Regions from separate parts of the Homo sapiens genome. Here region 1 is linked to region 2. A link is a loop called in an ENCODE intact Hi-C map of the cell type or tissue named here. Cell type or tissue: OCI-LY7. All regions are shown on one strand. Links, peaks and the distances in the headings refer to the core of each region. The heading gives the core; the rest is flanking DNA.

The links. Peaks named below come from ENCODE experiments on the same cell type or tissue, not always from the same donor. Only the 100,000 strongest peaks of a DNase experiment are listed, where the experiment ranks them.
Region 1: it touches region 2 in a loop (8-fold over the local background); 27 of 110 quality-filtered maps call a loop at or near these places.

What each region holds. Positions count from the first base shown.
Region 1 is chr1:32,198,737-32,204,089 of GRCh38, forward strand. CCDC28B (coiled-coil domain containing 28B) reads left to right here and starts at 1,859. Exons shown (of 6, transcript NM_024296.5): 1 at 1,859-1,973; 2 at 3,177-3,363; 3 at 5,143-5,309. The coding sequence starts at 3,200. RefSeq lists enhancers at 518-1,076, 1,077-1,634, 1,847-1,926, 2,185-2,704, 2,617-2,836 and 2 more. In OCI-LY7, for the core only: a CTCF peak has its summit at 2,401; DNase peaks (open chromatin) are centred at 1,815, 2,105, 2,525 and 2,885; H3K4me3 peaks cover 3,019 bases; H3K27ac peaks cover 2,864 bases.
Region 2 is chr1:32,411,153-32,416,523 of GRCh38, forward strand. No RefSeq gene overlaps it. Among named protein-coding and RNA genes, the nearest start is that of BSDC1, 19 kb to the left of the region's middle. In OCI-LY7, for the core only: CTCF peaks have their summits at 2,993 (motif pointing left) and 3,206; a DNase peak (open chromatin) is centred at 2,969.

The DNA.
Region 1 (5,353 bases), core at 354-5,353, 210 kb before region 2:
GGAAGCAGGTCCATGGGACTGGGAGAGGGGGTGAGGCTGGGCCCAGAGTCTGGGTACCAGGTTAAGGAATGTGGGCTAGATCCAGAGGGCAGGGGGGGCAACTGAAGGTGTTTCAATAGGAAATTGATAGGCTCCAGCAGTAAGGCAAAAGGCATGGAGCCAGGCATAGGCCATTTGAGGCCCAGGTTAAGAGGGGTGGACACTCATCACTGCTATTTGGGTCTGAGCTGTGGGTAGGCTCCTATAGCCCTGGCCTGCCCAAGGGAATTCACAGGGGCCTCTAATTGTATGCATTCCTTAAGGAGAGCACATTCTCTGTTCAGTTTTTACACCCCCCATTTACCCACCTCAAGCATGGGACTCCTATATGGGAGACATGCTGCTGGTGGCCTCACCCAGCACCCTGTTCTCTCTGGGTCCTGGGTTGGTCAGGCACAAAGGATGATATGTGCTGAATGCCCAGGAAATGGCAGAGACAACCCACCTGCCCTTCCCTCCAGGCCTCCACAAATAGATGTGCCCACAATGACTGTGACAGTCCCAGCAGAGCCTCTGACCCTTCTAGCTGGGTCCTGATACATGTTTTCCATGCTGGCCATGTTATTTCTAGTCGCAGATCCTCTGGAGGGTGTGGGGGGGGTGCCGCCCCAACTCTTGGAGATTCCAAGCAAAGCAGCTCTGAGAATAATGAGGTTTCTGACCCCCCAGTGAAGCAGCTGAGGATGGGAACCACAGGGGTGCTCCCTCTGTCAGCAGCATTACCACTGTCTACTCTAGCAGCTCCGGTGGGGAAGGAGAGGGATTTCTGTTGTCCCCAGTCTGGGCCCCTGGTTATTGAAAAAGTTCGGAATTACTCTTTACCCTTGTGGAGTGTTCTGAGTGTTGGAAGTACCCAGGAAGAAGCCCTGAGCAGGTGCCCTCAGGAGCAGTGCCCATGGCTCCCCACATCAGCCAAGAGGCCCAACCCCAGGAAGCCACTCCTGCCCGGGGATGGGGAAGGTGGGCTGGGTGGCTGTGTGCACTGCCCTGGGCCAGCTCACTTGAGCCTGCTGAGCCGCCTGGCCAAACATGAGCCTCTCTCCTGTTGTATCAGATGCTGTTCTGGGGACCTGCGCCAGGAGCCTCTGCCAGGGCTTTAAATAGCTGCCCCCATTGATCTGGCTGCAGGCAGCAGCAGTCACACTGGGTCAGCCTCCATCAGGTGCTCAGGTTTCCCTGAGGACTGGAGTCAGGTGCCAGGGAATCGCGTGGTCTACCTTATGACCTGGTGCTCCCCACACCTGTCTCCTAGGCCTGGGGGGTGGGGAGGACTCCTGTCACTTCATCTGCGGCAAAATACAGCCCCCACCACTTACCAGAGAAAACTGTCTGGCATTGTAGAGAGAGGGGTTTTGCCCTCAAAAGACTGTTGCTTACTTTCAGTAGAATGGGGAATGACACTGGTATCTTCCTTAAGGGTTGTTATGGGGATGAAATGTATGTAAAGTGCTCAATAGGGCACTGGACTCACTCCATTGATGGCTGTCTTTGCTCGAAGTGTCTTCCTGATGCTGCTGCTGTTGCTGCTTGTGCTTCTTCTGTGCTTACATTCTCTCTCTCTCACTCACTCACTCTGTCTCTCCTCTCCCCCGCCCCACCCCCTTTCTGACAAAGCCACCACCATTTTGTAAGGAACTGTAGCTTCTCTCTGAAACTGCCGGGAAAGGGAAAATCTTTTTAAAATAGACATCACACAACCAACAGGGTCCCCTAGGTTCAGGCGGGGAGGTGAGGTCGAGTGAGAGGAACTGCTTAGCATACGCGGGGATGCTCCTCCCATCTCACCCCACCGCGCTAAGGAGAAGGTCACTTTCTCTTTAAATGCAAATGAACTCCCTCCAGCTTAGCTTTCACCCGGTGGTGTTCCCGGGAGGAGAGGGCGGAGGGCGGAGGGAACTTGCACCGAAGCATCACTCGAGACCCCAAACCTCCAGGTCAGTAGCCCCCTGAGGGAGTGAGGGCGGGGGCGGAATGACGCGGGTCTGACGCTCTGTCTTCGAGCGCGGCTGCGGAGCTGAGCGATGAGTTTGGCACATGGCTTTGGAGCCCGGGCTTGGGAAATAGATCCCCGGTCGCCCCAGCCGCTCCTGGGGAGCACAGGCTCCGGCTCCAGTTCTTCTATCAGGTCCCTAATTGGGTCAAGCTGCTGCACGGAGAGGCAGAGGATGCGCTCCTATCTCCCCTCCCCACACCCGCAGACCCCGTCAGTGGCAGCCAGCTATGTGTCAGTGTAAATGCTTAAGCGCCACCCACCCCCCCAACCCCCCCAGTCCCAGAATTCGAAGTTAGGCTCGGTAGCAGCAGCCTGGAATGAGACCCCCAGAGGAGGGAACCCCAGCCGACCGGAGGCTTGGGGGGCGCTGCTGGACCGGGGACCTCGGAGCAGCCCAGCCACAGGCGCAGCCTTTGTCGGAGGCCCAGGCAGCCAGCGGCCAACCACCCAGTCCACCCTGGCTGCAGCTGAAGCCCAGCAGGGACTTTCCGACTGGGAAAAATGAAGCAGCTGAAAGCACACCCGCGGGACCTATAGGGAGTCCCTAATATTTTCGGTTGGGGGTGGGTGGAAGTGGAGGGATGCCGGTGTCTATGTGGGGGAAACCCACAATGAACCCTGCCCTGTATGCTGCGGCTTCTCCTACAATTACCCACACGCTGGGGCTTTCCCAGGCGCCCCTACCTGCACCTTGTCCCCCTCCCATGCTGACAGGGTTTGTTAGCATCTGCTTAGGCCCCTGATAAATAGAATAGGGTTTAGTTAAGACATCCCTAATCTTCGGCTGGGCTTCTGCAGCTCACCTCCGTCTTGTCTCCCACTACATTTCCTCTGCCAGCCCCGCCCCCCAGCCACCGTGACAGGAAGCCCCAGTAGCGCCAAGATAGTTGTGACTGGTCCCACCCTTTCAGGAGGGGCCTAGGTTTTCAGGCAGAAGGGGAATTAGGTTGGGCCTTAGAAGGTCCTTCAAGTGTACATCCACGATCCCAGCAGCAGACACTGGCATCTGGCTCTGCCCCTACCGTATAGATGAGGTGACAAGCTGGAAGGTCCCAGGGCCCTTCCTTGGTGCAGCTCTCAGGGATTTCTGGGTGAAGGGCTAACTTTGCCCCTGGCTATCTTTGTGGGGTTGCTTCCCTCCTAGGCCTGAGGCCCAGCCAGCGCCCAATGGATGACAAAAAGAAGAAACGGAGTCCCAAGCCCTGCCTGGCCCAGCCAGCCCAGGCCCCAGGCACACTACGGAGGGTCCCTGTGCCTACCAGCCACAGCGGCTCCTTGGCCCTAGGACTTCCTCATCTGCCATCCCCCAAGCAGCGGGCCAAGTTCAAGAGGTGGGTACAGAAGGGAAGGAAAGGAGGAGGGACCCCAACTCTGGGTTGCACTGTAGAGAGGAAGGCAAGGGGGGCCTCCGCCTTTAGTTCCTAAGCAATAATTGATGCCTTTCTGGAGCAGACCCCTGAGAACTCAGAGCTCACTCAGACCCAGTCCCTACCCTCAACTGTGTGGCAAAAAGGCCAGGTGGGTCACTGGGATCACATAGCGTGAGGATTCGCCTCAGAGGAGGGAGTGAGCAACTCTGCAAGAAAGTGAATGTTCCACGCTGAGAGGCTTACCTGGTATAAATATGGAAGAAAGCTATTACCTGAAAGGTTTCAGGAACCACAGGTGGTTTGGGGGCCCTGGAGTATCAGGGAACAGGAAATGGTGAGGAAATACCTGGGGGCACAATTTGAATTCTCTGTTGAATTTTTTTTATGATTGGGAGTTTGCATGCTGCCTTATAATGTGTCCATGTTTGTTCCCCACTAAATACAATGTATTCTTTCTCCAGTTGCTCCAGATAAGACCACTGTGTTTCCCCCTGGTTTTGCACACCACTTGCCTAAGGGGCATGAAGCTCAAGGCTGTGGGGAGAGTAGCAGGAAAGGCAACTGGGAAGGCAGGAGGGCCAGGCTGGCAGGGGCATTCAATTTTATCCTGAGAGCAGTGGAAATTTTAAGACAGTTTTTTTGGTTTATTGGTTTGGCTTTGTTTTCTATGTATTTTTGTTTTTGTTTAAAAGAGTTTTTAAATAGAAGAGGGTTGGCTGGGCATGGTGGCTCAGCCTATAATCCCAGCACTTGGGGACGCTGAGGCAGGCAGATCACCTGAGGTCAGAAGTTTGAGACCAGCTTGGTCAACATGGTGAAACCTCATCTCTGTTAAAAATACAAAAGTTAGCCAGGCGTGATGGTGGGTGCCTATAATCCCAGCAACTTGGGAGGCTGAGGCACAAGAATCACTTGAACCTGGAAGGCAGAGGTTGCAGTGAACCGAGATTGTGCCACTGCACTCCAGCCTGTGTGACAGTGAGACTCTGTCTCAAACAAAAAAAAAATTTTTTTTTTAATTAAAAAAAAAGAAGAGGGCTAGGGGCAGTGGCTCAGGCCTGTAATCCTAGCACTGTGGAAGGCCAAGACAGGCAGATGACCTGAGGTCAGGAGTTCAAGACCAGCCTGGCCAACACGGTGAAACCCCAACTCTACTAAAAGTAAAAAAAATTAGCAGGGCATAGTGGCAGGCGCCCATAATGCCAGCAACTTGGGAGGCTGAGGCAAGAGAATCACTTGAACCCAGGAGGCGAGGTTGCAGTGAGCCGAGATCACACCACTGCACTCCAGCCTGGGCAACAGAGCGAGACTCTGTCTCAAAAAACAAAAAAAAAGAAGAGGGGCAGAAAGATATTTTGGGAGGAGGTAAGACAGCCCTGGTGGCAATAAGGGAGTAGCTGTCTCTATATACGCTGAAGACTAGGGAGGATAAGTGACTCATTCAGGGTCATAAAACAAATGAGTGAGGCACTCAGACAGGAACCCAGGGACCCCCTTTCAGGCACTGCTCTGGCTGTGTTATTAGCAGAAAAGACTTCTTTTTGACCTCTTCACGCCTCCTCACCCCTTCCCAGTGCCCAAGGGGAACCATAAAGTTACCCATTTATGCTAGTAAGTAGATGGGCAGATGAGTTAGTGCAGATAGACAGATAAACTGGTGCATAGGCAGATGGCACAAAAGATCGGGAGGTGCCTGACTGCCCCCTACCCTGTGATCATGGTCATGTCCACCCCACCCAGAGTAGGCAAAGAGAAGTGCCGCCCAGTCCTGGCTGGAGGTGGAAGCGGCTCTGCAGGCACGCCCCTGCAGCACTCCTTCCTGACCGAGGTGACTGATGTCTATGAGATGGAGGGGGGACTCCTGAACCTGCTCAATGATTTCCACTCTGGCCGGCTGCAGGCCTTCGGTGAGTCCTGGGGGCTGGTTTCAGCGGGTGTGTGGATAGGGCTG
Region 2 (5,371 bases), core at 264-5,263:
CCCAGCCTGTTCTTCTTATAATAAAAGCTATTAACCTATTCTTATAATAAACCTATTCTATTTAACCTATGTTAAGTTATATAATAACCTATTCTTATAATAAAAGCTATTAACCTATGGTCAGTAGGCTAATGCAGGTTTCTGCCAGTATTTTAGGAAATTCCTTACAGTTATACAAACAAGGACAAAACTATCAGTTTTGGGGACTAGATCCACCCTAAAGTGGACTTTGGTCAAAACTCCATTTGTCACCTAAATCCCCATGCCTCCTGTTGTCTCTTGGTACTTAGCCTCTCAGTTGACCATCTGCCATCTGCCCTGTACTGCCAGAGCTAGACACCAGCCAACAACACTTCCCAGACTCCACTGCTAGCTGGGTCCCAGTTACATTGTGCCAATGGGAGGTGCTTGGTTATATTTGAAGGTGAGAAGAAGGGAGAAATTCTTAGGCTTTAGGAGGTGACTTACCTTTAGCAGTGGTGGCTCTTCCAGCACTGTCAGTAGTGAAAGTGGGGTTGTTGGCTTCACCCCCAGGGTGGTTTCCTGGGCTCTGGAAAATGTCACATTTTACTCTTAGCTCCTTTGGCATTTCCAACATCTTTGTAAGCAAGTCCCTGCATTATATACATTTCTGCTTGAAATATGTTGAATGTTCTCTGTTTTTCTTATCAACACTTAATCATACATTTCCATAAGCCCATACTCTGACTGCTGAAGCCCAGAGGCATTGTGGGTCTCCAGGAATCTGTGGTTAGTTGTCTGATTGTCCCCAAGAGGTTTGTGTATTTATCCGTTGGGAAAGAACAGGAAAAAATGTTCATAGTATGAACTTGTGTTGCTGTTGCTGGATCTTTCCTTAAGCATCCTATACTCTTCCTTTAATCAATGGTCTGTGCACCTGTGAATTGATTCATGTATGGGAATTGCGTGAAAGATGAAAACTGTCTATTGTGTCAAAATAGACCTCTGTTTACTGGACAAGGAGGTATTTTTGTTGTTTGTCTTGATATAAAAACTAAGTGGGAGGCCATGTGTGGTGGCTCATGCCTGTAATCCTAGCACTTTGGGAAGCCAAGGCAGGTGGATCGCTTGAGGTCAGGAGTTCAAGACCAGCCTGGCCAACAAGGTGAAACCCCATCTCTACCAAAAATACAAAAAATTAGCCAGGTGTGTTGGCACATGACTGTAATGCCAGTTACTCGGGAGGCTGAGGCAGGAGAATCGCCTGATCCCAGGAGATGGAGGTTGCAGTGAGCCAAGATTGCACCACTGCACTCAAGCCTGGGTGACAGAGCAAGACTCTGACTCAAAAAACAAAAGAAAACATTAAGTGGGAGTTGGGCACGGTGGCTCATGCCTGTAATCTCAGCACTTTGGGAGGCTGAGGTGAGTGGATTGCTTGAGCCCAGGAGCTCGAGACCAGCTTGGGCAACACAGTGAAATCCCATCTCTACAAAAAGTACAAAAATTTGCCAGGGATGATGGTGCGTGCCTGTAGTCCCAACTACTTGGGAGGCTGATATGGGAGGATCACTTGAGCTCGGGAGGTTGAGGCTGTAATGAGTGAGCCATGATTGCACCACTGCATTCCCGCCTAGGTGACAGAGTGAGACCCTGTCTCAAAAAAAATAAAAAAGTGGGAACTTGGTAGGCCGTTCATAAGCAGTTGTTTCCAAAGATTTCTGTAGGTCTCACCACTCTGTTTTCATGTCAACCCTGTTGCTTACTGGTAACCCTTCCTCCTTTGTATTTGATGGGTAACTGTTGATACAGGAGTTAAGAAGAAATTACTTAGGCAGATAGTAAGGGGATGGGAGTCCTTGGTAAGTCTTCTCTTTTTAATGAAAAGCAGCCCCAAATCATTTTCTAACAAAGAGCAGCCTGAAAGCTGGGCGCTTGCACAGGTGAATGCAGGCAGGAACTAAGGACTAGACATGTTCAAGATGATGGCTCCATCCTCCCTTTTCTGCCAGCCATGGGTACTGTAAAGGAGTGGATAAGATAGTGCTGATCAACTGGAAAGTCCATTTGCATAAGAAGATTAAGGTGAGGTGACCAGTCTTCCCTGTGCCCTATGTAAACCCATACCTGATCGAACCAATCTGTGAGCCCTACATAAATCAGACACCACGACCTCAAACTGTATATAAAACTCAGCTTATTTGCCACCAGCCAGTCCTTTTCCACTTGGTCATTTTCTGCTAGGTTCCTTCTGCTTGGAGACCCCTTCCTCTGTGCAGGAAGCTGTTTCTCTCTCTTTTCTTCTACCTATTAAACTTCTGCTCCTAAACTCCTTGTGTTTGTCTGTGTCCTAAATTTTTTGGCCCACAACAAAGAACCCAAGGGTATATACCCCAGAAAACGAAGCTGCTTCATAATGGGGGCCTGTCTGGGATACCAAAGTACAACATTCATCGAAACAGTGAGTAAAGGAGTGGACTCCAACTCTGTCTTTTCATTCTGAGGCTCTCAGTCTCCATTTTAGACCTTTCTTGAAGGACAGCCATGGTGTGGCGCTGGAAGAAGTCCTGAGGCAACTGAGGGCTTCTGGCTGGGGCTACCCCCCGGTGTTATCCAAAGGCTTCTGGACTGACCCCTGCTTCCAACCACCCCAGTGGGGTGTCGGCACCAGGATCTCCAACTTTCCTTCATAATTTCCTCCTTCCTTGACCACATTTGTCATATCTCTTATCCTCTCTGTGTATGCAGTGTGCAGGAAGTTTTACACTTCAGGGAAGTAATCTTGTTTGGCAAGATCAGGGAATGTCATAGTAACTGGGGATATAGCTCAGGGGAAGGTGTCTTTGTGATTTTCTAGGAACAGAGGGTTCCTCCCCAACAGTGAGCATGTGTCTCTGCGCTTGGTCTGGCGAGCACGGCATTTCCAGGTCTCTCTCTGTCCTTGGTCTGGAGAACATATGGCATGTCAATGTCACTCTGTCCTTGGTCTAGAGAGCACATGGCGTTTCAAGGTAAACAGCGCCACCTAGTGGAATAGGGATCCTCTCCATGAGGCACATTGTCCTTCACTGAAACACCCTAGCCTCCCAATTCTCTCCCCTTTTTGTGCCTCTCTACTAAAAACCAGGCTTCACGCTACTTCTGTAAATGGGAAAACTCTGCCTTCAACAATTAGGGGTAAAATATCCTCCAAAACCAAATTTTAGTGTCAATACTGTCCCATCAACAGTAAAAGGGCCATTCAATACCTACATTCTTTTAAGGCACCTATTCTGCCTCCAATTAGAGTGGTACTTAATTGGTAAGGGGATTTTAAGTTCAGAAGTTAACGAGAACCATTCTCTAAGGGTAAACGCTTCAGTATGGGCCATAATAGCAGGATATAGAGTTCAATTTAGCACTCCCACTCCATTAAAGGGTCCTTGCCCAACTATTACATAGCTTTTCTTGGGATCCAATTTTTGGGGAGCCAGGTAGATCACACAAATCCAGGAAGTCAAAGGGAAATCACAGGCAGAGGACTAGAGTCACTTGGGTGAGCGTGACTAGCCCCAATCGCTTAGTTCTTCTGGTTCCATGGCTGGAGGTCACGCCTGCAACCATGGGTGGCATGTTCAACAAGGTGCTGGGACCAAGGAACCACGGAGGGAAAACATCAGGGGGACACCCCCACTGTCTTCGTCTCCACCCTGGGTCACACCAAAAGGAAGGAGACTAAAAGGATGCCTTTTTCTCACTTCTCTTTCTAGATGGGTACCATCTTCAGCCTGCACTCCCCTGGAATGCATTCTGAAGCACTGGGACTCCTTTCACCCTGAAACTTTAAAGAAAAAGTGGCTCATTTTCTTTTGCACAAGGGCATGGCCTTTTTATTAGACCTTTGCAAGTGTTACAAAATTAACCCAGCCCTTTTAGCAATCACATTTGGCATGACCAAAGAGAATAATGCCCCCAAATTAGAGAAGCAACTTCTGGGGGATCCATCTGAGGATCTCCCTTATTTGGGGCCCTTTCAAGTTCCCTTCTCATTACAGGACCTTAGGCAAATAAAGAGAGACTTAGGCCAATTTTCTGACAACCCCAATAGGTATATAGAAGCTTTCCAAAATGTAACTTAGGTATTTGACCTCTCATGGAGGGGTGTTATGCTTCTCCTAAGCCAAACCCTAACCACAGCTGAGAGCCAGCCAGCTCTGTAGGCAGCAGAGAAATTTGGAGATGAGGAATATGTCTCCCATAGTAGGCCTAAAAGGAAAAGAGAAAATACGAAAGGCAAAAAAAAAAAAAACGGGAAACACCATTCCCAATAGGAAGAGAGGAAATACCTCTTGACAACCCTAACTGGAACACCCAGACTTTTCTACAGTGTTTTTCCTTCTTTCACAGTTTATTTATTTTTATTATTTGTTATTTATTTTTTTTGAGATTGAGTTTCACTCTTGTTGCCCAGGCTGGAGTGAAGTGGCGTGATCTCAGCTCACTGCAACCTCTGCCTCCTGGGTTCAAGCGATTCTTCTGTCTCAACCTCCTGAGTGGCTAGGATTACAGGCATGCACCACCACGTCCAGCTGATATTTTGTATTTTTAGTAGAGATGGGGTTTCACCATGTTGGCCAGGCTGGTCTCAAACTCCTGACCTCAGGTGATCTGCCCACCTCGACCCGCCAAAGTACTGGGATTACAGGCATGAGCCACTGTACCTGGCCTACTTTCACAGTTTAAAATGGCTCTTTCATAATGTTCTTCCAAACTGGGAAAAGTTAGTTTCTCCAAACCTTAAAATGCTTGGCTTAGAGTTGAGCTAGGGGAAGGGAACCCAGAAGCCTGACACGCTGGCAAAAGGGTAGAAGTTTTTTCTAACAGTCAAGCTTTTGGCTTTTCTCTCCCTATGCAAACCAGCGAAAGGGATAATAAGGTTCATTGTTTATATTCTCTGTAAAGTTTTAATTAATCAAAAAAAATCGTGAGGTTGGTCTTAAGCTGTAGCCATTCTGATGTGCTTTGTGTGTCTTTCCATATGGTTCTGTTAAGAGAAAGGGTACCTTAGGTTCGGATACAGACCGTGGACCTCATAAGCCTGCTGTTCAAGGCAGCCCAACAGAATGGTCAGTAATAAACTTGGCTACAGGTCTCTATCTTGTTTCATGTCCTTGGGATCATGACCCATAACCACATGGCAGTACTTTGTTTTAGTTGCCACCATTTTACATGATGGCTGTCTTCTTATGCTAAATCAGTTCCTGAGTGAGGGCCACAAAATCAGATAAGCCAGTTTGTCAACCTGGATGGTGCCAGCTGATCCATCCAGGGGAGGGTTTAAAAATGTCTTCAGCACTGATCTTTTTTTTTTTTTTTTTTAAGGTGGAGTCTCGCTCTGTCACCCAGGCTGGAGTGCAGTGGCGCCATCTCG